2 separate regions of the Homo sapiens genome follow, and region 1 is linked to region 2. A link is an interaction called in ENCODE POLR2A ChIA-PET data of the cell type or tissue named here. Cell type or tissue: PC-9. All regions are shown on one strand. Each heading gives the region's core, and the rest is flanking DNA. Links, peaks and the distances in the headings are about the cores only.

Evidence for each region. Peaks named below come from ENCODE experiments on the same cell type or tissue, not always from the same donor. Only the 100,000 strongest peaks of a DNase experiment are listed, where the experiment ranks them.
Region 1: POLR2A ChIA-PET joins it to region 2 with 8 read pairs; 2 of 35 experiments call an interaction of 5 or more read pairs at or near these places.

The regions. Positions count from the first base shown.
Region 1 is chr5:10,537,926-10,550,670 of GRCh38, forward strand. No RefSeq gene overlaps it. Among named protein-coding and RNA genes, the nearest start is that of ANKRD33B, 20 kb to the right of the region's middle. In PC-9, for the core only: no CTCF peak of the experiment used is centred there; no DNase peak of the experiment used is centred there.
Region 2 is chr5:10,261,718-10,273,641 of GRCh38, forward strand. It overlaps CCT5 (chaperonin containing TCP1 subunit 5), which reads left to right. Exons shown (of 11, transcript NM_012073.5): 8 at 1-28; 9 at 764-901; 10 at 1,417-1,597; 11 at 2,939-4,672. The coding sequence ends at 3,066. Among named protein-coding and RNA genes, the nearest start is that of CCT5, 17 kb to the left of the region's middle. In PC-9, for the core only: no CTCF peak of the experiment used is centred there; no DNase peak of the experiment used is centred there; H3K27ac peaks cover 1,506 bases.

The DNA of each region.
Region 1 (12,745 bases), core at 4,068-6,567, 280 kb after region 2:
AGGGAAACTCATGGTGAGGTGAGGTGCTGTGACTCAGGAGAGCTGGAGTGTGGACCATGTCCATCCCCAAGTCCTGGCCTTTCCTGTTACTCTCTATCATCCAGTGACCTGAGTGATGCTTCCAGGAGATGGAAGAGTTTCGGGGCAAAAGCCCAGACCCTAGAAGTCCAGATGGTGGCCATAAGAATGTAGGAGCGAACTGGACTTGGTGACCACCTGCAGTCCTGCACAGGAAAGCCCTGGAGGGAGGCTCTTGGGGACCCTCTTGGGGACCCTCTCGGTGCCCTGTTATGTTGTGCATGTAGGAGACAGTGTGAGAGAGACTGGATGTGAGTGTGTCAGAGTGTGTGCCTGCATGAGCGAGGCTGAGTGTGTGCGTGAGTGACTGTGAGGGTGTGTGGGTGTGAGGGTGCGTGAGTCAGGATGGGTGTGTGAACACACAGTGGGCAGGAACCCACACTTCTGAATGGATTGTGAGTGTTTTGGGGGCTCCTGGTGCCTTGATCAGGGGTCAGGATCTCTGGCTGTCCCCACCTCCACCTGGAAGAACCAGTCTTCTTCCTGACACTTTTCTGGGCTTCTGAGCCTGGGCTTGGCATCCTCTCTGCAGCCTCCGAGCCTGGGCTTGGCGTCTTCTCTTCAGCCTCTGAGCCTGGGCTTGGCGTATTCTCTGCAGCCTCTGAGGCTGGGCTTGGCATCCTCTCTGCAGCCTTCGAGCCTATGCTTGGTGTCCTCTCTGCAGCCCCCGAGCCTGGGCTTGGCGTCCCCTTTGCAGCCTTTGATCCTTGGCTTGGTGTGCTCTCTGTAGGCAGCCACCTAGGGGGAGCAGCATGGAGCGAGAGTGGGCAGTGGGCGCCGACTCCATGCCACGCCTGCTATGAAATGCTGATTCTAAGCTGGGAATAAATTCCTTGCTAGAAGAACATGCTGTGCAAGGTGGAAAAGGAACAAATAGAACCTCCCCACGCCTCCCACATGCGTGGGGCTCTGGCAGGGAAAGAGATGACTGATTGCTGTCGCAGAAGCGCAGATGCAGGGAGCAACCCGACCCACACCTCCATGGCATGGCAGGCTAATTCATGTTCTTCCTCATGATTTCTTATGTTGTGCTACCTCCAAGGAGTCACTGTAAACATTCGCTGTAGGATTACTCCGTTCCCCCCTTCGTTCCTGTAACACATCCAAACATGTAAAACAAGTCATTTGAAAGTTAGACTGATAACATCCAGACTGGAGTAGGATACATCCAACAATTAGCTTAGTCTGGTTTTATAGGCGTGTATTCTTGTGAAACAGGTCCGACTGTGTTTACCCTTTCCGCAGGGAAAATCTAGTGGAGACGCGGCTGGAGTTGAGGCATTTGCAGTTGAGGCTGGATCATGGTCCACTGTGCTGGCTGAGTCCCCCAGCCCCACTTCCCCAGGTGATTTGGAAACCTTGCTGGGCATGTTTCAGCAGCAAATCAGGCAAGCCTAGTCCCATGTCTTTGGGTTGACCTGGAGACCTGACTGCTGGGAATGCCCACAGCCCTATCTCAAAGAGCGTGCTCCGCTCCCAGGCCCTACTGGCCCCTTCTTGGCTTCAGCTGAGTTGGTCAAGAGTGGATGGGCTCCCAACCCCAGAGAAACTCATGCGGCTGCCTGAGAAACACACTGACACGCAGAGGGCTGAACAGGAAGGGAAGGACTGGGCTGGTCGTCTTCCTGGTTGTGATAACTGACTGGGTTGGAGCAAAAGTTAAAGCTGCAACATGGTCAGCAGGTGAAACAGGAGTCGTGAGAGATCCAAGGCTGGTCAGATTTGTGTGAGTGGGAAGATTCAGTGAGCTAGAGAAAGCACTAAGCCAGCGCAGTGGAGGACCAGAGAGAAAACTGCTGTCTTTGTCAGCTGGGCTGCTATGGCAAAATACCACAGACTGGGTGGCTTACACAACAGGAATTTATTTCTGGAAGTCCAGGATTGAGGTTCTGGCTGATTCAGTTCCTGATGAGAGATGTCTTCCTGCCTTGTAGGTGACTGCCCTCTTGCCCTGTCCTCATATGATGGAGAAAGAGAGAGCGCTCTGGAGTCTCTTCTTACGAAGGCACTCATTTTGTCATGGCCTCATTTAAAGCTAATCACCTCCCCAAAGCCCCATCTCCTAATACCATCATACTGGGGGTTAGGGCTTCAACACAAGAATTGGCGGGGAGACAAACATTCAGTCCATACCAGCAGATACGGGAGACCTGATCTATGGCACAGGCCTCCTCTAGTTCATTCCACGATGCTTTGCACCGACGGGATACCCAGTTCAGGGTTGCCAAGGCCTGTCCGAACCACATGTCAGGGTCTCGGGCATTAGGAAGTTCTGTCACCTCCTAATTTATTACTCCGATGACAGGAAACTCCACCCTCTAACTTTCGAGTCTTAGGAGAGTCTCTGTCCCTTGATAAGGGGGGCGGGGGGGTGGGGGTAAGGAAGAATCCAGGCCAGGCATGGTGGCTCACACCTATGATCCCAGCACTTTGGGAGGCTGAGGCGGGTGGATCACTTGAGATCAGGAGTTCAAGACTTAGCCTGGCCAACATGGTGAAACCCCATCTCTACCAAAAAAATACAAAAAAAAAAAAAAAAAAAAAATTAGCCGGGCATGGTGGCATGTGCCTATAATCCCAGCTACTCAAGAGGCTGAGGCAGGCAAATCACTTGAACCCAGGAGGCAGAGGTTGCAGTGAGCTGAGATTATGCCACTGCACTCCACCTTGGGCGACAGAGCAACACTCCATCTCAAAAAAAAAAAAAAAAAAAAAAGAAAAGAGAAACTCTCAGTTAAGTAAGTCAGTCTTCTGCCAAGTAAGTTTTTATTTTCTTTTTCTTTTTTTCTTCTTTAAATAATAAAGATGGGGTCTTGCTATGTTGCCCAGGCTAGTCTCAAAGGCCTGGCCTCAAATGATCCTGCCACCTCTGCCTCCCAAAGTGCTAGAATTACAGATGTGAGCCACCACACCTGGCCCCAAGTAGGTTTTTAAAATGCAGATGGTACAGGGTCCAGATGAGAACCCTAGGGCCTGTCCACTGCTCTGGTTGGAGCATTCAACCAGCTACGTCCCTCTCTGCTCCAGTGGCCCTCACCCTCACTCACCTACCAGCAGCCTATGAAAGATTGGTATTAACTATTAGATGAAATCCAGTTCTATTCAAAGTTTTTAGAGCTTTGTAAAGGGCCTACTGTGTGCAGGGTACCATGTGGGGTCCCCTGGAGGATGCGTGAATGATGGAGACACGATGCCAACCTTCCATCAGGAGAAGCACAGAAAGAATTTAGCCAAGAAGCCAGCAGGGTGGAGGGATGCCAGGAGGACCCTGAAGGCCCTGCTAAGGATTAAGGCAATTATATTTTACATTCCTCCAACCGGAGACTCTGGAAGTAGACGAAGTGAGCCCCTGCAGTGCATAGTGACTTTCCTCCAAAGAGCACAGCATAGGAACGGGGAGGGCAAAGAGCAACACTGCCATGGGAAGACCTGACCATCGCCGCCTGTCACATGGTCAAGGTCAAGCGTTAGTCGGGTTGACGAGGTGTGCCCTTGCTGTGATGCAATACACGTGGAGCTTTGCCTCTGTGGTCTTCCCCACTAAAACTCACAGCCTTCATCTCACCGTGAGAAAAAAAAATCAGGCAAATTCTGATAGAGGAGCATCCTACAATATCCCTCATCAGTCCTCCTGAAAACCACCAAGATCATCCAAAACCCCGAGTCAGAAACTGTCACAGCAAGAGGGGTCTAAAGACACATGATGACTAGATGTCACGTGAGACCCTGGATGGGATCCTGGAACAGAAAATGGATATTAGGTAAAAACGAAGGAAATCCGAATAATCTAGGGACTTTAGTTCCTAATAATACGTCGGTATTGGTTCGCTAATTATAACAAAATTACTATACTAATGTTAGGTATTAATAATAGGGGCATGGCATATGGGAACTCTGAACTATATGCTCAATATATCTGTAAATCTAAAACTATTTTTTTTGAAGAGCATCTTTTTTTTTTTTTTTTTTTTAACCCTGCAGCAATGAGCTTTGGGATGGACAGCCTGTGAACCAGACTCTCCCTCTCTCCAGGAAATTTGGTGAGCTATTCAGCATCTTTTTAATCTCTTTCTTGCTTAAACTAGCTGCAGTGAGAGCTCTGTTGTCTGCAACCAAGAATCTAGACTAATACCTGCATTTAGTTATTTACATACAGTGTTTAAAAAAGAGAGAGCTGCAGGAGATTTGGTGTCATTTTCCATTTTGAGCTGCGATCATTTTTAAAATGCAGGATAATGTCTGCAAAGTACCTGGGGATAGAGTCAGGACTAATGAGATAATATCTGCAAAATGCTTTGAGTTCCCTGGAGCTGCTGAGAGGCAAGGAACATGCATTATCATCATTAGAAAAAACAAGCTTTGAAAACTTTGGCAGGAAGGCGGATATAAGTGGAAATCAGTTCAATTACTCATGCCTTTCAAAATAGACAAGTTCTATAAAAGTTAAAGTATTTTTTTTTTTTGTAAATCAAATTCCTCTTCATTTCCTCTGTCAAACATTACTGTTCTATGATCTTTCAATTATTTTTGGTTGGACTCCCTTTGACAATGTATTGAAGCAGCTTTCGTTTCTCTGCTTCCAGATTCTCTGGCAGAATATTCTCAAACTTCAAATCTATCTCCATTTTGAGAAAATATACAAAGCATATGCTTTCTTTTAATGTTACTTGAAATTTCAAAACAACATGGTGACCAAAACTAAACCAATACAATGATAGGAATAGAAGAAAATATTATTTTTATTTTTCAAATTTTTTATTTTATTTATTTACTTACCTATTTATTTTTTGAGACAGGGTCTTGCTCTGTTGCCCAGGCTGGAAGGCAGTGGCACGATCACGGCCACAGCCTCCCAAGTAGCTGGGGCTACAGGTGTGCCCCACCGTAATTGGCTAATGTTTTATTTATTTTTGTTTTTTGTAGGGAGGGCATCTCCCTAGGTTGTCTAGACTGGTCTCAAACTCCTGGGCTCAAGCGATTCTCCTGCCTCAGCCTCCCAAAGTGCTGGAATTTACAGGCGTGAAGCCACCACACTCGGCCATCTTTAAAGATACATTAAAAAAATTTGTCAGTTTATATATGAGTAAGCTTGGAGTCTTGCATTGGCATCTTCTGAAGAAGAGGGAGAACAGAGCTCATCATGACCCTTTCAACATCTAGCCTAACGCACTGTTTTGTTTTCAAAGTCCGTAGGAAGGAAAAATCAAATATAGACGGGTAAAAATAGAAAAATGATAAGAATGCTTTCTCTCGTTTTAAGGAGGGAGATTTTACCTAGCAATTCTCCAAAGTTCTTGTATCAGTTAAGACTTTGTTGTGATTAACAGGGATTATCATCTCCCATTCTACTTGGGTTACCTGTGACCCAAGCTGTTTTTCTTCTAAAACCTTACAGAAGATCACAAGAATTAGCCAACACATTCTAAACATTTCCTAAAACATCCCCTCAAACTATCATAATGGATAAATGACCTATTTCTTAAGATATAATTGAAGACAATTTAATTAACTATTTTGCAAACATGTAATAAGAATTCCTCGTTTCAAAACTGGGCTAGAGGTATCCTCACTGTTCTCTGGGCAATTTAGCTTGTTAGTGTTTATGATTTGCAACACTTACCTCCTGGCACCAAATTCAGATTTAGCAAAGATTCTTTATGTGGCAAGTAATTAGAAACCCAACTTAAACTGTCTTAGATGACAAAGGAGATTCATTGGTTCCCATTATAGAAGTCCAGAGGTGGGCAGATTTCCGGGCAGGTTGATGCAATGACTCAGTTATGTAATCTAGGAAGCCCGTCTGTCCTTTTTCTGTTCCTTTTGTAGACACAGTTTTATCTAGGGACCCATTTCCTTTATAGACTTGTAAATGTCAAAGCCAAGCCGGGTACAGTGGCTCACGCCTGTAATCTTAGCACTTTGGGAGGCCAAGGCGGGTGGATTACCTGAGGTCAGTGGTTCGAGACCAGCCTGGCCAACATGGTGAAACCTTGTCTCTACTAAAAATGCAAAAATTAGCCAGGCATGGTGATGCACGCCTGTAATCCCAGCTACTCGGGAGGCTGAGTCAGGAGAATCACTTGAACCCGGGAGGTGGAGCTTGCAGTGAGCCAAGACTGCGCCACTGCACTCTAGCCTGGGCGACAGAATGAGACTTGGTCTCAAAAAAAAGAAAGAAATTCTTGGTGGTGTTTCCTGGTACAGATAGAATATTAGGAGGAAAGAGGATTTCTTGATAAGCTCTGAAATAGGATTTTTCAGCCATGATATCTAGAAAATAGTCCCCCAATTCAGCCTAAGCATGCACTAGGTAAAAGTTTATTTTTCTGTGAAATTATCTTAAGAACATTGTGTTTGAAAGTTTTATGTTGAAACAAATAAATAGACCATTTTAGTAATGATTCCTGACATCTGTGACTTGATTTGAGCTCTAAATGTTTTAATAAGGCAAAGTTCATATTCAAACTTTTGAACATAGTTGTCTAATATGATAAGCTTTGCTGGAAGATCTTTTGAGGAGTTTCTTTTCTCTAGTATTCCAAACATAGGATACCTGTCTCAACCAGCAGGTAAAAATGCTTATTTTCCTTTGACAACCAATAAACTCCAGTACCCAGTGGAGCAGCACTTTCTGATTGGCATTCAGATCTTCATCCAGAGCAAAGCAAAACATCTGGGGGTTGACACACAGTTTTTCATTTCATTGATTATCTTTAGTTGAAGTTTTCTTATCGATTTCTGGACAGAGTTTTGAAAGGTACCACTGATGGTCCATGACAGAGCACACACCAGAAATGAGTGTTTTTCCTTTGATTTTCACTCAGTATCAGCAAACCCCAGTTCATCTGGAGCACTAGCATGGCAAAACCCCATTAAGAATGTTTTTTTTTTTTTTTTTGCTATTTAGCAAACTTGCTTAGAAGAATTTTCATGCAGTGTTAAAAATTTTCATGCAGTGTTAAAAATATCATAAGGGACTGGGTGCAGTGGCTCATGCCTGTAATCCTAGCACTTTGGGAGGCTGACGCAGGTGGATTATCTGAGCTCAGGGGTTTGAGATCAGTCTGGGCAACACAGTGAAACCCCGTGTCTACCAAAATACAAAAAAAAAAAAAAAACCAAAAAACAACAACAAAAAAAACTAGCCAGGAGTGGTGGCGTGCGCCTTTAGTCCCAGCTACTTGGGAGACTGAGGCATGAGAATTGCTTGAACCGGGAGGTGAAGGTTGCAGGGATCTGAGATCGAGCCACTGCGTTCCAGCCTGGGTGACAGAGAGACTCTCTCTCTCTCTCTGTCTCTCTCTCTCTCTCTCTCTCTGTCTCTCTCTCTCTCTCTCTGTCTCTCTCTCTCTCTCTCTCTCTCTGTGTATATATATATAAAGGTTTTATGATGATCTCCAAGGTCCCAGAAACCACAATTCTTTTCCAACAGAATCTCGAGTCATTGTGCCTAGACGAATGACCATACTCAATTTCCTTTGTTATCGTAACAGGGACAAGAGAGGTGTTATATCAATCTTTTGCAAAACTTGAAGTTTCACATCCTAAGCTAATTCAGCTAATCATTTTTCAATTGAAAAATGGGACTGGCTTAAACAGCAATCTGAAACATTCTGTCAGATTCCTCTCCAAAGAAAACTTTGGCAGCTGTCAGAATGCAAATTGTCACACAAGTTCCACTGCCATGATAGGTTAGCTTTTGTTGTTGTTAGTGTTGTTTTAATCTTGAGGATGGGAAAGGCTAATTCATACAGAATCTACAGCACCTTGTCCATTCCCAAGAGTGTGGTCTTGTTCTGTCCAATCTTCTGTGCTCCTGAAAATGCTCCTTTGCTGGAAAAACAAATGTATAAACATATAAAAATTCTTCTTAAAATATTTTGACTAAAATATTATTTAAATCAAGAATTTCTGGCATAATTACACAACATTTTTGGAAATGTAGCATACTGAAAGAAATGCTCCATTCTTTTGCATGAATCCATACATGACAGTAAACATTGTCAAAAATTTTGATGACATCTTCAACCCTCCCCACACAAAGCTCTGTAAAAACGAAAGGTTTTGGCAAAAACACTTGGTCCCACACTTGTAGAATGACAATATTGTATCGACTTGTACAGATAAAAACCAGCCCATCTTCAAGTTTGGTTGCTAGGAGCAGGAAACTCTAATATGATGCAGGAAATATATTTGCTTCCGTGGAAAATTGTGCATTTTCTTAGTAGCTAGAACTCCAGGGTATCTGATTTTAGCCTTTCGTTGTCTTTGAGCTATTTCATACCTCAGGAAGTTGTAGATAACTGTGTTAGTTACTTAGGGCTATTGTAACACAGCACCACAAATTGGGTAACTTAGCACAACAGACATTGATCACTTCACAGTTCCAGACGTTACTGGAACTGAAGGCTCCAGTTCAGAGCTTACTGAGACTGCAACCGACGTCTCAGCAAGACCAAGCCCTCTCTAAAGGCTCTAGGAGAGGTTCCTTCCCGCCCTCTTCCCAGCTCCTGGCAGTTGCTGTCAATGCTTGGTGCTTCTTGGTTTGTAGACGCATCATTCTGATTTCTGCCTCCATCTTTACATTGCCTTCTCCACTGTGTGTCTGGGTCTCTGTGTCCGAGTTGCCCTCTTCTTATAAAGATATCAGCCATGTTAGACTTACGGTCTACTCTTCTCCAGTATGACCTCACTTAACATTATTATGTCTGCAAAGACCCTATTTCCAAATAAGGTCACATTCACAGGTTCTGGGTGGACATGAGTTATTGGTGGACACTATTCAACCTAGTACAGTAACTGATAGCAATGAGAAATAATTCTTGTTTATAGATATGCAAATTCTGTCATGTTCAGAAGAGGTTCAACTGACTTCTTGCCCAGCCACCTTGGAAAATCAGTTTTGCCTTAATTTGCACAATCATTTCCATATTCCTGATCTAGAAACACATCTGCTCTTCAGATTATCTTTAAACTGGATGGAACACCTGCCTTGTTCCTTCATTTATGGAAGAAAATCTTTAATAAGCATTCATTTGTATATCTGTAAGGGAGTCATGATTTTTTTTGTTTTCTTTTTTTAAAATTATCTTTAACAGTGAAAAGGGGAGAAAACAGGAAGCACAAGGGAATTCCCTTCCCTCCCATGGGCCAGGGCCAGTCCTAAGCAAAGTGCTGCAGAAGGGCAAGGCTGTCCTGAGCAACCTTGACCACCTACTCAATAACTGCTCCAGGCTGGGTGTGGCTTCATGCCAGCTCTTTGGGAGGTCGAGGCAGGAGGATCCCATGAGGCCAGGAGTTCCAGACCAGCCTAGGCAGCACAGTGAAACCTTGTCTCTACAACAAATAAAAAATTAGCCAGGTGTGGTGGTGCATGCCTGTAGTCCCAGCTACTAGAGAGGCTGAGGTGGGAGGATCGCTTGAGCCCAGGAAGTGGAGGCTGCAGTGAGCTATGATTGTGCCACTGTACTTCAGCCTGGGCCAAAAAAACAAAACGAAACAAAATGAACAAACATGCTCCACCCTCTCAGTTCATCTTCTTGGGTTCTCTGCACTTCATCTCAAGTGGTGGGGGTCCTTACTTGAGGCCTGAGTCAAAGACTTTCTCCTGAATCTAACCCACCTTCCTGCATCCATATGCTCACCATCCCCAGTGGCTCCTATGCGAGCCACAGTTGGGAGATATCTGACCCCTTTTTTCCACCAAACTCCCCCACCATGCTGCTGCTGACCCAATTTCACCACTGCTCAGTGTGATTTCTAGTAATGAATAATAATTAGACTCTGAGCCTGCTTTCCCCAGTTTCATCCTGTGCTGCCTCTGAACTCACGTGATATCAAAACCTTTTTTTTTTCTTAAACAATTGATTCCTCTGGCATAGCAACAAACAGATAGCTAGAAAGTCAGCTCTGTAAATTGAGAAACTTTTCAGATAAATCATTATTTGTATTTTTTTATTGCTTTTTTTTTCTCATTTGCCTCTTTAGTAGGTGATTTGGCGTAAGTTTTCAAAAGCCTTTCAAAGCTATATGGAGCCAGGTATGGTGGCTTGCACCTGCAGTCCCAGCTACTCAGGAAGCCAAGGCAAGAGGATTGCTTGAGCCCAGGAGTTTGAGGCCAACCTGGGCAACATAATGATACCCAGTCTCTAAAACAAACAAACAAAAAGTACAGGAACAACAAAGGTATACAAGAAAACTTTTGGAGGTGACGGGTAGGTTTATTACCTCAGTTGTGGTAACATGAGGCTGTTTATATGGCCCAGCTCACCAAATTGTATATAGTAATTAGGTACAGTTTTTTCATATGCCAATTATGCATCAATAAAGCTGGAAAAAACATATAAATAATTCCACTTATAGAAATAATTATAAGCATATAAAAGACAGTTGAGCCAAGATAGATACACACGGCGGTGCATTGCGCTTTTGTTTACAACAGTGACCACTGGAAAGAAGCCAGGGGCCCATCACCATTGGATTGTTTGAATGAATGATGGCATGTCAATGCCATTCAGTGCTACACAGCCACGAAGAAGGCCGCAGATTTGTGTTGTTAGCATGTAAGTTGGCATGTGTTAGCGTGTGTGTTGGCATGTGTTAGTGCATGTGTTAGTGCGCGTGTCGGCACGCGTTAGCGTGCGTGTCGGCGTGTTAGCGTGCGTGTCGGCATGTGTTAGCGTGCGTGTCGGCATGTTAGCGTGTGTGTCGGCATGTGTTAGTGCGTGTGTCGGCATGTTAGCATGTGTGTCGGCATGTGTTAGCGTGTGCGTTGGCATGTGTTAGTGCATGTCGGCATGTGTTAGCATGTGTGTCGGCATGTGTTAGCATGTGTGTCGGCATGTGTTAGCATGTGTGTCGGCATGTGTTAGTGCATGTTGGCATGTGTTAGCATGTGTGTTGGCATGTGTTAGTGTGCGTGTCGGCATGTGTTAGCGCGTGTGTCGGCATGTTAGCATGTGTGTCAGCATGTGTTAGCACACGTGTCGGCATGTGTTAGCACGCGTGTCAGCATGTGTTAGCGTGCGTGTCGGCATGTGTTGGTGTGCGTGTCGGCATGTGTTGGTGTGCGTGTCGGCATGTGTTGGTGTGCGTGTCAGCATGTTAGCATGTGTCTGCGTTAGCGTGCGTGTCGGCATGTGTTAGCACATGTGTTGGCATGTGTTAGTGTGCGTGTCGGCATGTGTTGGTGTGCGTGTCGGCATGTGTTGGTGTGCGTGTCGGCATGTGTTAGTGTGCGTGTTGGCATGTGTTAGCGTGCGTGTCGGCATGTGTTGGTGTGCGTGTCGGCATGTGTTAGCACGTGTCGGCATGTTAGTGTGCGTGTCGGCATGTGTTGGTGTGCGTGTCGGCATGTTAGCATGTGTGTCGGCATGTGTTAGCGTGCGTGTCGGCATGTGTTGGTGTGCGTGTCGGCATGTTAGCCTGTGTGTCGGCATGTGTTAGTGCATGTCGGCATGTGTTAGTGCATGTCGGCATGTGTTAGCATGTGTGTTGGTTTGCTAGGGCTGCCATAACCAAGTCACAGAAACCAGGTATCTTACAACAACAGAAGTGAATGGTCTCATGATCCTAAAAGCTAGAAGTTTGAAATCAAGGCATCTGCAGGACAATGTAGGGGAGACTCCTTCCTGCCTCCTCCAGCCTCTGGTGGCTCTCAGCAATCCTTGGCATTCATTAGCTTTAAGCGGCATCACCTCAACCTCTGCCTCTATCTTCACAGGTTCACACGGCCTTCTCTCTGTGTGTCTCTCTCCTCTTCTTTTCTTTTTTTTGAGATGGAGTTTCGCTCTTGTTGCCCAGTCTGGAGTGCAATGGCACAATCTCGGCTCACTGCAACCTCTGCCTCCCGGGTTCAAGCAATTCTCCTGCCTCAGCCTCCCAAAGTAGCTGGGATTACAGGCACCTGTCACCACACCTGCCTAATTTTGTATTTTTAGTAGAGGCAGAGTTTCACCATGTTGGTCAGGCTGGTCTGGAACTCCTGACCTCAGATGATCCACCCGCCTCGGCCTCTCAAAGTGCTGGGATTACAGGTGTAAGCCACTGCGCCCCGCCTTGCTTCGGGTGGTTTTTCTAACTTCAGGGCTGGGAAGCAGCCACTCTGGTGGGAAAGATTATACCTGCCCATAGGAGAGACTGGTAGGAGATGGAGAAACCTTCCAGAAGGGGGAGAAGTCAATGGATTTTCCAGGTGTTATAGTGGAAGAAGCTGGCAACTCCAGATCAGGCCTGTGGTTGTAGAAATCTGTAAGGTTCTGGAAATGCTTCCATGTTTGTTATTTTTATGCTCCTGTCCTGGGCCACAAGGAAAGAAGGCAGTCAGATCGGAGGTGACTGTGTCCTACTACACAACTGGAGAAGGGCTGAGGTGTGGCTGCGGGAAGGAGGAATGTGCTGGAGGAAAAGGACCCCACAGCTGCTGAGAGGCTGGACTGCTGCCCTGGGCTCGGGGCGGGGGCCCCAAGGTGATTCTCCAGTACCTTACTTTTCGACACCTGAAGCATTGGAGGTGTGGACACGACATTGATGACCTCTCCGCCTAAGCCCTTCACCGTCTTTCTCTGCTGCCATTTTTAATCTTCCAGAATTGCACCCAGTTTTTAAGTGGCTGGTACCCTTGCCAAGCTGCCCTTGGTTTCTCCAGTTTGTCTTCTGAACTCTAGTA
Region 2 (11,924 bases), core at 1,770-4,269:
CATTTTTATTAGAGGAGGAAATAAGATGGTGAGAATTCAACTATTTGTCCTATACTGTTGCTTATTTTGCTTCATGGTCTGGCTTTTTTGCCTGTGTGTATTTAACAGAGACACAGTCACCATAAGAAAAATAATCGTGGTTCTCAAACAATGACGTATCATGGTGTAAAATTACTGAAGACCATGTTAAATTGTTAATTTCACAAGGCACATTTGCCTTTCTGCTGTCCCTTAGAGTATACAATATACACTATGAGATTTTTATATCTTTTTAAATACTTAAACACAGTTTAAATATTCAAGTCCTGGATTTTAGAATGTTTGATACAGTTACATTAGGGGTTGGTTAAACTGCTAGCCCTAGCAACATAAGACTCATTTTAATTACAATATGGTATTATTACCAAGGATGACTTACATCTGTCCCTTAGGTAGAAAAAGGGAACCCAAGTGAATAACCATTGACGATCTCTGTTCTTTGAGAATGAGTTTTTAGCACATTGTGATAAATCTTTGCGAGTTTTGTCAGTTTTTGACTCTTGCTTGACCGTGTATCCTAGAATGAGTCACTGGCCGCCTCTGCCTCTTGAATTTTGTTAACTACATTGCAGGAAGGAAAGCTAGAAAGATAAATATTATCCGATAGTGGAGGCCATCTAAATATTAGAGCACAGCCTCTCTGTCTTTAAAAAGGTGCCAGATACTTGGCTCTAAATTGACTAGATCTTGATCACATTAATTCAGGCAAAGCTGTTTTCCTTAGATCATTGAGGAGGCGAAACGATCCCTTCACGATGCTTTGTGTGTCATCCGGAACCTCATCCGCGATAATCGTGTGGTGTATGGAGGAGGGGCTGCTGAGATATCCTGTGCCCTGGCAGTTAGCCAAGAGGCGGATAAGGTAAGGGATCTGTGCAGACTTAGTGAAAGATTCAGGCCTCGCTGATGGTGGAGACTGTGAAGCTGCGGAACAGCGAGGTGCTGGATGCAAAACAAGCATCGTGAGCTGTGTGTAGGTGACAGGTGTTTTAATCTAAGTTAATTCCCACGTTCCTGTATTCAGATTCTGGTTACCATAACCTAGCATTTCTCAGCTGTTTTCAGCCAGTTCGTCCTTGAAATAATAAATCTATAGTCTTTTAATGTTATTTGAAATTCAAAATTAATATTATAACTTAAAAATAAAGCCATAAGAGCTGCTGTATTTTGAGACATCTCTCACATGTATGTATACCCTCTGCCTGTATTCTGTGGTGACATTATAATATTCTGATAGATACAAAAATAAAGACAGCCTGTTCTTACAATTCTTTGTGAGCTGACTTTTCAAAGTATGTGATACAGTTGTGTTTTCACGGTGCCGCTGGGTTGTTTTGTTTCGCCAAGTGCACTCACCATACTTCTGTACCTTTCCAGTGCCCCACCTTAGAACAGTATGCCATGAGAGCGTTTGCCGACGCACTGGAGGTCATCCCCATGGCCCTCTCTGAAAACAGTGGCATGAATCCCATCCAGACTATGACCGAAGTCCGAGCCAGACAGGTGAAGGAGATGAACCCTGCTCTTGGCATCGACTGTTTGCACAAGGGGACAAATGGTGAGGAGCTGTCACGCCTCTGCGTGGAGGGGGGGGGATGTCTGATTTAAACTGAATAATCATCCACTGTATGTGCTGTGAGATGATGGTGTCTTTTTAAATATGTAAGCCCACTTCAGGTGTTCAAGTCCTGAATTTTAGAATGTTTGATTGCCGTAGGAATTGGTTAGACTACTAGACCTAGCAACATGAGACTCATTGTAATAACAGTAAAGTGCATATGGTACTATCACCAAAGATGACTTAGGTTTTAATCTCTGGTTTTTGGGAAGTAATGCCTTATTGCTGTTTTTACACAGATGTCTGTCAGTGGGCAGCATATATATAACAGCTCTGAAGTGGGCTTTAGTTCACAGTTCACTGTGTGGTTAATCCTGCACACTGTGGAGTGTTTTCTAAATGTAATATATAACCTCTGTAGCCACTTGTGTAGCTCGGCTCCCAAAAAGATATGGTGGCTGTAGCTTGTTGAAACAGTGGTCTCAGGCATTTCTGTACTAAATCAGGCCATGTCTGTAATCCATCCACAGAATGACAGCTTTTGCTTAAAGGTATAGGTACATTCTGCTTTCCATGCTCAAATTCCAAGGGTTTCAATAGTAGCAACTCTTTGTGAGGCAAACATTTAATGTTTCTAACTTGAATGCCTGGTTGTGCTCAAATTTAGCATTTCTAGGGCCGGGCGCAGTGACTCATGTCTGTAATCCCAGCACTTTAGGAGGCCAAGCCGGGTGGATCACCTGAGGTCAGGAGTTTGACACCAGCCTGACCAACATGGTGAAACACCATCTCTACAAAAAATACAAAATTAGCCAGGCCTGGTCAGGGCAGGCACCTGTAATCCCAGCTACTCGGGAGGCTGAGGCAGGAGAATCGCTTGAACCCGGGACGCAGAGGTTCCAGTGAGCTGAGATCGCACTGTTGTATTCCAGCCTGGGTGACACCTGTCTCCAAAAAAAAAATTAGCATTTCTAGATCTTTCTTGGAAATATCTTACATTTCAGCTGTGGTCAGATGGACTTACTTTAGATTTCCTAAGTTAGGGTATGGATACTTTGTGGGATAAGATGTTCCTGAAAAATGTCACCCTGTAGCTAGTCATTGAAGACAGTGCCCTCCCAACAGCTCTCTTTACCAGGTGCGAGTTCCAGAGTGTCCTTGGAAGTAATGAAATTACATTCATCTGAAAATGAAATATAACTGAAATTAGTGGCTTCCTGCTTGGCTTCCAGGAGTTTGTATTTCTTAAGTCTTACTGTGATTCCCTAAATCAGAAAGAGTTGGTTATTGATAGTTTATTGTATGCTATTTTAGGATAATCAGTGTCCTTGTATTTTTCAGATATGAAGCAACAGCATGTCATAGAAACCTTGATTGGCAAAAAGCAACAGATATCTCTTGCAACACAAATGGTTAGAATGATTTTGAAGATTGATGACATTCGTAAGCCTGGAGAATCTGAAGAATGAAGACATTGAGAAAACTATGTAGCAAGATCCACTTCTGTGATTAAGTAAATGGATGTCTCGTGATGCATCTACAGTTATTTATTGTTACATCCTTTTCCAGACACTGTAGATGCTATAATAAAAATAGCTGTTTGGTAACCATAGTTTCACTTGTTCAAAGCTGTGTAATCGTGGGGGTACCATCTCAACTGCTTTTGTATTCATTGTATTAAAAGAATCTGTTTAAACAACCTTTATCTTCTCTTCGGGTTTAAGAAACGTTTATTGTAACAGTAATTAAATGCTGCCTTAATTGAAGGGGTTTGGGTGGATTTTTTTTTCTCAAAATAAGCTGTAGGGACTATTTTAACAGCTTAAACAGGAGCTCTCAAGATGCACTTTCATATTGAGAGGAATATGGGCTTGATCCTCTTCCTATCTAAATGGGTGGGCCATTTGATTGTAGAGGGTCCACCACAGAATTATGGGATGCCTTAAGTGCTGTTACTAGGTTGCTCACAGCCTAACCTGGCGTGTTGTTTAGGGCTGATGGAGACCCATGTGAGCCTTTGCTTTCCTCTGGCCCCGGCCCCACCCTGAACACAGCTCATACACAGAATCAGGACCAGCATGTGCAGAGCTGGCCACCAGCACAGGCTTAGGGCAGTTCAGAACCCACTTGTTTCCCTATCAGAGGGACACAGTGAAGTGGAGGTTAAAGTAAATTACAGGAAATAAGGGAGAAATCTTGCAGTTACCATGTTCAGATAGAGTGACTGAAATTAATTGTACTTACTAAAGTATTAACTAGCTAACAGTGATGGGCCAAGACGCTCCGAGAACTCTACCGGGATTGTCTGTTCTGACAACCCAGTGAGGCAGATACACTTTCTTACTGCTCACATCTTACAGGTGAGTACTCATAATTGGCCAGCATCTCACCACCAGCAAGTAGTAGGGCCAGGTCAATCCCAGGCAGTCTGACCCCAGAGTGGCCCAGCTCATCCCCTACTCTGTTATTTGCTTGTTAATGATTCTCTAGATTTTCTAAAATAATGTTTCTTAGCATTGTGATGATAAAGCTCATGATGAACTTTATCACTAGTTATGCCACCTTAACTAGTCAGATTTCCTAGAATTAGGAAATGGTGACTCTTGTCTAAATTTGGTTAAGTGATGAATTTGGGTTACCGTCTCATGTGAACCTGGAGATTCACCAGTCTTAACTTTTGGGTCATTGTGTTTTCTCTACATTCATGCATTGGATGTTTTGCTAAATAACTCCTGTGGATTTAGGAATGTGTGCTAATAGCAATCTTCCTAATTTTCATGTTTATATGGAACTATGCAGTTGAGTATTGAAAGCTTTAAACTGAGTTTATTTACAAGGACTGAGTCTAGCCTACAGAGAACATACAGCAGCCTTCTTTGGACCACAGTCTTATCCGAGGGGTCTGTGGTTGTATCAGAAGAGCCACTAAACCAATCCCCCTTTCCAAAATTGAACCTCACAGACGTTCCTGTTTTTTGTGATTGAGAAACTGGTCAATGAACAGGAAGACTTAGAGATGTTTCACAAGCCTTTGATTTTTGTTTCATTTATTTGTAATAAACCTCTTCCACGTGATGTCTTTTATTTTTCACGTTCCAGATCACTCAAGTTTTATTTTGCTGGTACTTTGGCCACACCCTCTCCTTCCCCATGTGGAGCAAAAGCAACTTAGGGTGCTTGACCCAAAGGCTAGATTCCCATGTAAGTCCCCATGTATTACTGCTGGTTCCCGATTTCTACACCTGCTAGATTCATTGGAGGTTTGTTAAATGTCCTGTTTTTAATTTCAGCCTACTCAATTTCTATGTGGGGGCAGTTCCAGGATGTCCTGTAGGTGCCAGATTTCATGGACGCTCAAGTCCCTGATAAAAATCGTGGTATTTGCATATAACATACATCCTCCTGTATACTTTAAATCATCTCTATTATTCATAATATCTAATATAAATGATATGTAAGTGTCATACTGTATTTAGGGAGTAATGACAAGAAAAAATCTACATGTTCAGTACAGATGCAATTTTTTTCTCTGAATGTTCTCAACCTGAGGTTGGTTGAATTCAGATGAGGGTCAACTCTGCAAGCAGCCGCTGTGAGGCACAAATGTCACAGGGAGGGCTAAGAGGCCCATCTCTCTGTTACATTGGACTGAATTTCTTGACTCTCATTTTCTTTCTCTAGGTGAAACAGCTCCAACAGATTGAGGGTTGGGGGGTGTGGCCAGAGGAAGGTGACACGGTAGTAACTGACTAATCAGTAATTTGTAAGCATGGAGAAGTTTCTCCAACCTAGGTGTTCCTTGCAGGCAGTCTTGGCAGAATGGGGTCATCTAAAAGCACCAGAAAAGTGGGGACCAAAGGCAAATGGCCGAGAAAGTGTTGAAGGGCAGGAAAAGTGGGGAAAACACGACAAGGTAGTAAAAATATAAATGTGTGTGCCCTATCACTGCTCTAAATGGTTTATGTACATTAAAACTGGTTTTCAAAGTCTGCTCCATGGATCCCTCGGGGTCCTGGGTCTTTCCAAGGGGCCTATGAGTCAAATGTATTTTCCTACACTGAAGTTACTGCCCTTTTCACTGTGTTGACTTTTGCACTGATGGTGCAAAAGCAGTGACCATTAAAACCACACCTTAGTGTGAGTCAGGTAGTGGCACCATACACTTTCAAAAAGAAAATCATCTTTTTGGCCAGGTGCAGTGGCTCGCACCTGTAATCCCAGCACTTTGGGAGGCTGAGGCAAGAGGAGTCGCTCTAGCCCAGGAGTCAGAGACCAGCCTGGGCAACATACACCCTGTCTCTACCAAAAATAAGTTAGTTGGGCCTGATGGCATGCTTATATGGTCCCAGCTACTTGGGAGGCTGAAGTGGGAAGATCCTTTTGAGCCCAGGAGGTTGAGGGTGCAGTGAGCCATGGTCACACCACTGCAATCCAGCCTGGATGACAGAGCGAGACTCTTTCTCAATAATAAAGTATGAATCTTTGACATTGCATAATGAAATGTGTCAACAACCGGAAGATCTGCTCACTAGACCAATATTTGCCAAATATGCATATGATGTTACAGCATCATGCATAGGTACCAGACCTTTTCAAGATGCAAGATGGACCAGTGTGACAGAAGAAAGTGTATTCAGTCTATCACTTGTTGGGTTTTGGTGCAATATCGAAGAATATCCAGTTTTGTGAAAGGCAATTAAAATACTTCTCCCTTGTCCAACTACATATCTGTGTGTGGCCAGATCTTCATATTCCAGAACATGCTGTGGCCAGACACAGTGGTTCATGCCTGTAACCCAAGCACTTTGGGAGGCTGAGGCAGGAGTATCGCTTGAGCCTAGGAGTTCGAGACCAGCCTGGGCAACAAAGTGAGACTCTGTCTCTACACAAAAAAAATTGTTTAATTAGCAGGGCATGGTGATGTGTGCCTGCAGTCTTACCTACTTGGGAAGCTGAGAAAGGAGGATCCCTCGAGCCCAGGGGGTTAAGCTGCAGTGAGCCATGACCATGCTGTTACTGGCGTTGAATCTGCACAGGTCTGCAACAGCCTCAATTCTCGCCTCCTCAGAAGAAAGAATTCGGCTGAGGGGCATAACGCAGGAGAGACCAAGGCAAGTTTTAGAGCAGGAGTGAAAGTTTGTTAGAAAGCTTTAGGCCAGGCGCGGTGGCTCACGCCTGTAATCCTAGCACTTTGGGAGGCCAAGGTGGGCAGATCACTTGAGGTCAGAAGTTTGAAACCAGCCTGGCCAACGTGGTGAAACCCCGTCTCTACTAAAAACACAAAAACATTAGCCGGGCATAGTGGCAGGAGCCTGTAACCCCAGCTACTCAGGAGGCTGAGGCAAGAGAATCGCTTGAACCAGGGAGGCGGAGGTTGCAGTGAGCCGAGATCACGTCACTACACCCCAGCCTGGGTGACACAGCAAGACTCCGTCTCAAAAACCAAAAATAAAAACAAAAAGCTTTAGAGCAGGAATGAAAGAAAAGTACACTTGGAAGAGGGCCAAGCGGGCAACGAGAGATCCAATGCAGGGTTGGGCCTTTCAACTTGGGGTTTTATATGTTGGCGTACTTCCAGGGTCTTGGGTTACTTCTCCCGATTACACCCCAGGCATGGGCTGTCGCATACACAGTGGCCTGCCAGCACTTGGGAGAGGAGCAGGGCAGTGTGTTTACTGGAGTTCTACACATGCTCACTTGAGGCCTTCTTCCCTTACCAGTCTAGCATTCCAGTTAGATGACGCCATTTTGCCTCTTAATGCGCATGCTTGAGCCCACCTGTCCAACTCCTGAGATGTTGTCAGGAAGCTGCTCATCACCAGTTTCAGGTGTTTTCTATCTATTGGGAGACTGCCCTTCCCAGGCACCGGCTGTGACCAATTGTTATTTTAGGGAGACAGTTAACAACCGCCTGACCATCACCTGAGGGTCAGCTGGCATCACCTGAGGGGGCAAAGGGTTAGGGGCCACTCTTTCTGCCCTGCTCATGCCTGACTAGCTACCTACTGTTAACAGTGTCACTGCATTCCAGCCTGGTCAACAGGGTGAGACCCTGACTCAAAAAAAAAAAAAGTGTAAAAGAATCCTAAAACCAAAACATTTGATCCTCATCATAATCCTAGTCATTGACAAGTCCAAGAGACACTGCATAATTTGAATGGACCACTCCCTTATGGAAATAAACTTTTTAACTTTATATAGTTTTCAGTATAAGCAGCTGAAAATGTGCACTTAGCAGGATGTCTTATTTATCACATGATCTTGACGCCTACTGCAAAGACGCAACTGAAGCCAGCAGTGTGGTCTTTCAGCTCCTCGGCTCCCACTTCGTTTGCAGCAGTTCATCGTCCCTCACCTCCTGTGAGAGGCAGAATTCTAAACCTGTGCTCCCAAGAGCCCATCTGGTTATTCCTTCAGGCACTGATCTAGATACTGTGAGAAGGGACTTCACGGATTTCATTAAGGTTACCAATCAGCTGACCTTAAAAGAGGGCAATTATCCAGGTGGTTCCAATGCAGTCACACAAGCCCACAGGGGCTCACAGATAAAGGTGAAAGATACAGCAGGAGACTCAAGAGATGGCGGCCTTGGCAAGGTGCGGGCGCCCACACCTGTAATCCCAGCACTTAGGAAGGCCGAGGCAAGTTGATCACCTGAGGACAGGAGTTCAAGACCAGCCTGGCCAACATGGCAAAACCCTGGCTCTACTCAAAATGCAAAAATTATCCGGGCATGGTGGCAAGTGCCTGTAATCCCAGTTACTCAGAGGCTGAGGCAGGAGCATCACTTGAACCCTGGAGGCGGAGGTTGCTGTGAGCTGAGATCACACCACTGCCTGGGTGACAGAGGGAGACTCTGTCTCAAAAAAAAAAAAAAAAAAAAAAGAACACCCTGAGGATTCCACATGCCATTGCTGGCTCTGAGATACAGGGACCATGTGCAAGGACTGGAAGCTCTGGGAACTAAGTGTGGCCTCCAGCTGACAGCCAGAGAGAAAACAGGAACCCTGATACTACAGTCGCAAGAAACTGAATTCTGCCAAAAACTCAAATACACTTGGAAGAGGCTTTTTCCCAGAGCCTCCTGACAGGAACCCAGTGAACCAACACCTTAATTTTGGCCTTGTGAATCCCACAGCAGAGCAACCAGCCAAGGCTTCTGATCTACATAACTGTAAAGATATAAATTTGTGTGGTTTAAGTTGCTATGTTTGTGAAAATTTGTCACAGCAGCAATCGGAAACGCATATGCTTCTGTCTTGCCTCAGTGGGGGAGGGGAGAGGGAAGGGTATCTTCCTCCTGCCCGAGACAATTCCAATGTCCCATTGATTCCATCTCTCAGAGCTTGTTTCTCATTTCTGCATCTGAGATTGTCTTTAGTGCTCCTCAGGATGCGTTCTGGACTTATAGTAGGATTGCACTGCCCAGATTCCTTGTGGTTGGATGGGGTTCTGTGACTAGTGAGGGTCTCAGAATACAACACCCCAAAATGAAGGCTTCAGAAGCAGCTCTCTCTGACCTCCTTCCCTCCTGTTTCTGGCCCTTCATTCTGCCCTGAAGCTGAAAACCAGAATCCCTCTTCCCCTAGGTGGTCATAGAAACCAGAACCTCTTTCCCTCAAAGCCAGCCACAAAACCTAAAACTATTACTCTAAAACCACCCCCTGTTGCCACTTCCCTGTAAAAACTGGCCATAAAGAAATTATCTGACCTATCTTGTTTGCCCGTAATTCATAAGACCCCCATTCCAGAGAGGGTCCTGTCTGATAACCAGAAGGAAGAAATGCTGCCCTGAGAGGCCAAGAAGAGTCTCACCAGGCCTTGCTGGGGCCCCCACTCAGTCCACTGGCATTAGATCAGACCCTTTTTCTCCAACCGTATTTCCACGTGCTGCCCACACTTTGTTGAACCTAAGCAAAAAAATGGACAGTTTTGTGGCTCATGACTGTAATTCCAGCACTTTGGGAGGCTGAGGTGGGAGGATCACTGGAGCCCAGGAACTCCAGCCAATCTGGGTAACATAGTGAGAGTTCATCTCTACAAAAAACTTAACCGGGTGTGGTGGCACGCACTTGCAGTCCCAGCAACTTGAAAGGCTGAGGCTGGAGGATTGCTTGAGTCCAGGAGTTGGAGGCTGCAGTGAGCCATGATCACACCACCGCACTGCAGCCTGGGTGACAAAGCGAGACCCTGTCTCTAAAACAACCAATCAGTAAAGGACAATTTCCCCTGTGTCTTTGGGTCATCGTTCTGATGGCTCCCATGTCACATAAAACTATGATCAAATAAATTTGTATGCCTTTTTTCCTATTAATCTGCCTCTTGTCAGTGACTTTCAGAGGGTGATACGGAAGTTTTCCCTTAACCCCTACGCTAGTACAGTCCAGCGTCTGTGGCAGCAGTATGATTTCCAGGTTAGAGCATGTACATGCCAAGGCAAGACCCTTCAAGGCTCACTCTTCTGAGCACACAGCACAGTGCACTATTCAAGGCAGTGGCTGCCCCATCCGCTGAGGCTCCCCAGAGGTGAAGATGATGTAAGTCCTCTGGCAACACGCAAGGGACATGGAACATGGTAAGAATCCAGCTCTTTGCTGGTTTAGACCCTGAGAATAGGCTCCTCCTGTCTGTAAATCTCTCTTACCTACACACACAGCCTCCCCTCCTCTGTTAGCACTTTCCAGCATGAATCTCACCTTAAAAAGCAAAAACCAGCCGGGTGCAGTGGCTCACACCTGTAATCCTACCACTTTGAGAGACTGAGGCAGGAGGATCACTTGAGTTCAGGAGTTCGATACCAGCCTGGGCAACACAGTGTGACTCTGTCTCTTAAAAAAAAAAAAAAAAAAAAAAAAAAAAGCCAGGTGTGGTGGTATGTACCTGTAGTCCCTGCTACTCAGGAGGCTGAGGAGGGAGGTTTGCTTGGGCCTGGGAGACAGAGGTTGCAGTGAGTGGTGATTGGAATACCGCACTCCAGCCTGGGCAACACAGCCAGATCCTGTCTCAACAAAAAAAAAAAAAAGAAAAAAAACCAAAGCATAGGAAAACAAAACCCTTCAATTGTGTCCCCTGGAGCCATCTCTTCCTGTTCACTCCGTTACTCTGCAGCACTGTTGTCAGCCCCGCTTCCTCTCCTGCCTTCCACCTTCTGCTCCCTCCACCCACAGCGATGGTCTGTGGACCCCACCCTGCATAGAAACCACTCGTGCTGCAATCACTGTGTCCTTCTGCTGCAAATCCCTGGGGTGCTCTCTGAGTTGGAGTCCTCTTTCTCACACACACAACCTTTTCCTGTCTTTTTTTTAAAAAAATTCTCTTCCTTTGTGAAGCTCCTCTGGTGACTTTCCTGGAGCTCTGCCCTCTAGTTGCTCCTACATCCCTGGCTGCTCCCCACCTCTGGCCGTCCCCCTCTGCGGTTGCCACTTAATATGCATTCAGGGAGAACTACCCTGGGTCCACCAGCATTTACTCAAGGGTGAGGCATGCTGATGACACTTCACCTACTGTTACCAGTGTGAATCTGAAGGGTCTACATCAAATCAAATCCTTGCCTCCTCGAATGAAAGAATTCAGCTGCGGGTCGTAAGGCAGAGGGACAGACTGAGGCAAGTTTTAAAGGAGGAGTGAGAGTTTATCAAAAAGTTTTAGAGCAAGAACGAAAGGAAGCAAAGTACACTTGGAAGAGGGCCAAGTGCCCTGTTTGGTCTGTGACTTGGGGTTTTATACGCTGGCATGGTTCCGAGGTTTGCATTTCTTTTCCCTTCCAAGGGAAAACTCCCACCAAGTCTCTCCCATGACACGTGGGGATTATGGGAACTACAATTCAAGATGAGATTTGAGTGAGGACACAGCCAAACCACATCAGTCAGGCTCACATCTCTGCTTCCTGTTACTGTGCTCCTTCCCTCTCCAGAGGGGCCGAACTTTAATCTTTCTAAAATGCAAATACCATTGATAAGTTCTGCTGCTCTCATCTAAAGGCCTGAAAAGCACATCCCCACCTTGGGACTCAGAGGGGCCAGCCCTACCGGGACTGGCTGCCCTTTTACAGAAGAAGGGGTGGGGTGATCCTGAGGCCGCAGGCATCCTTCTTGCTTGGTCTTCTAGAACAGGAATGCACTGAGTTTGCAGGTTGCTGGCGCCCCAGGACTGATAAGACTGCCCACGTTGGCCAGGCATTGGGATAACTCTTCCCTTGGAGCAGGCTGTCCACCATCTTGCCTCTTAGGGTGCATGCTTGGGTCTGCTTGCCCAAATCCTGAGATCTTATCAGGAAGCTACTGATCACCAGCTTCAGATGTTTCTCTCTATAGGGAGACTGCCTTTC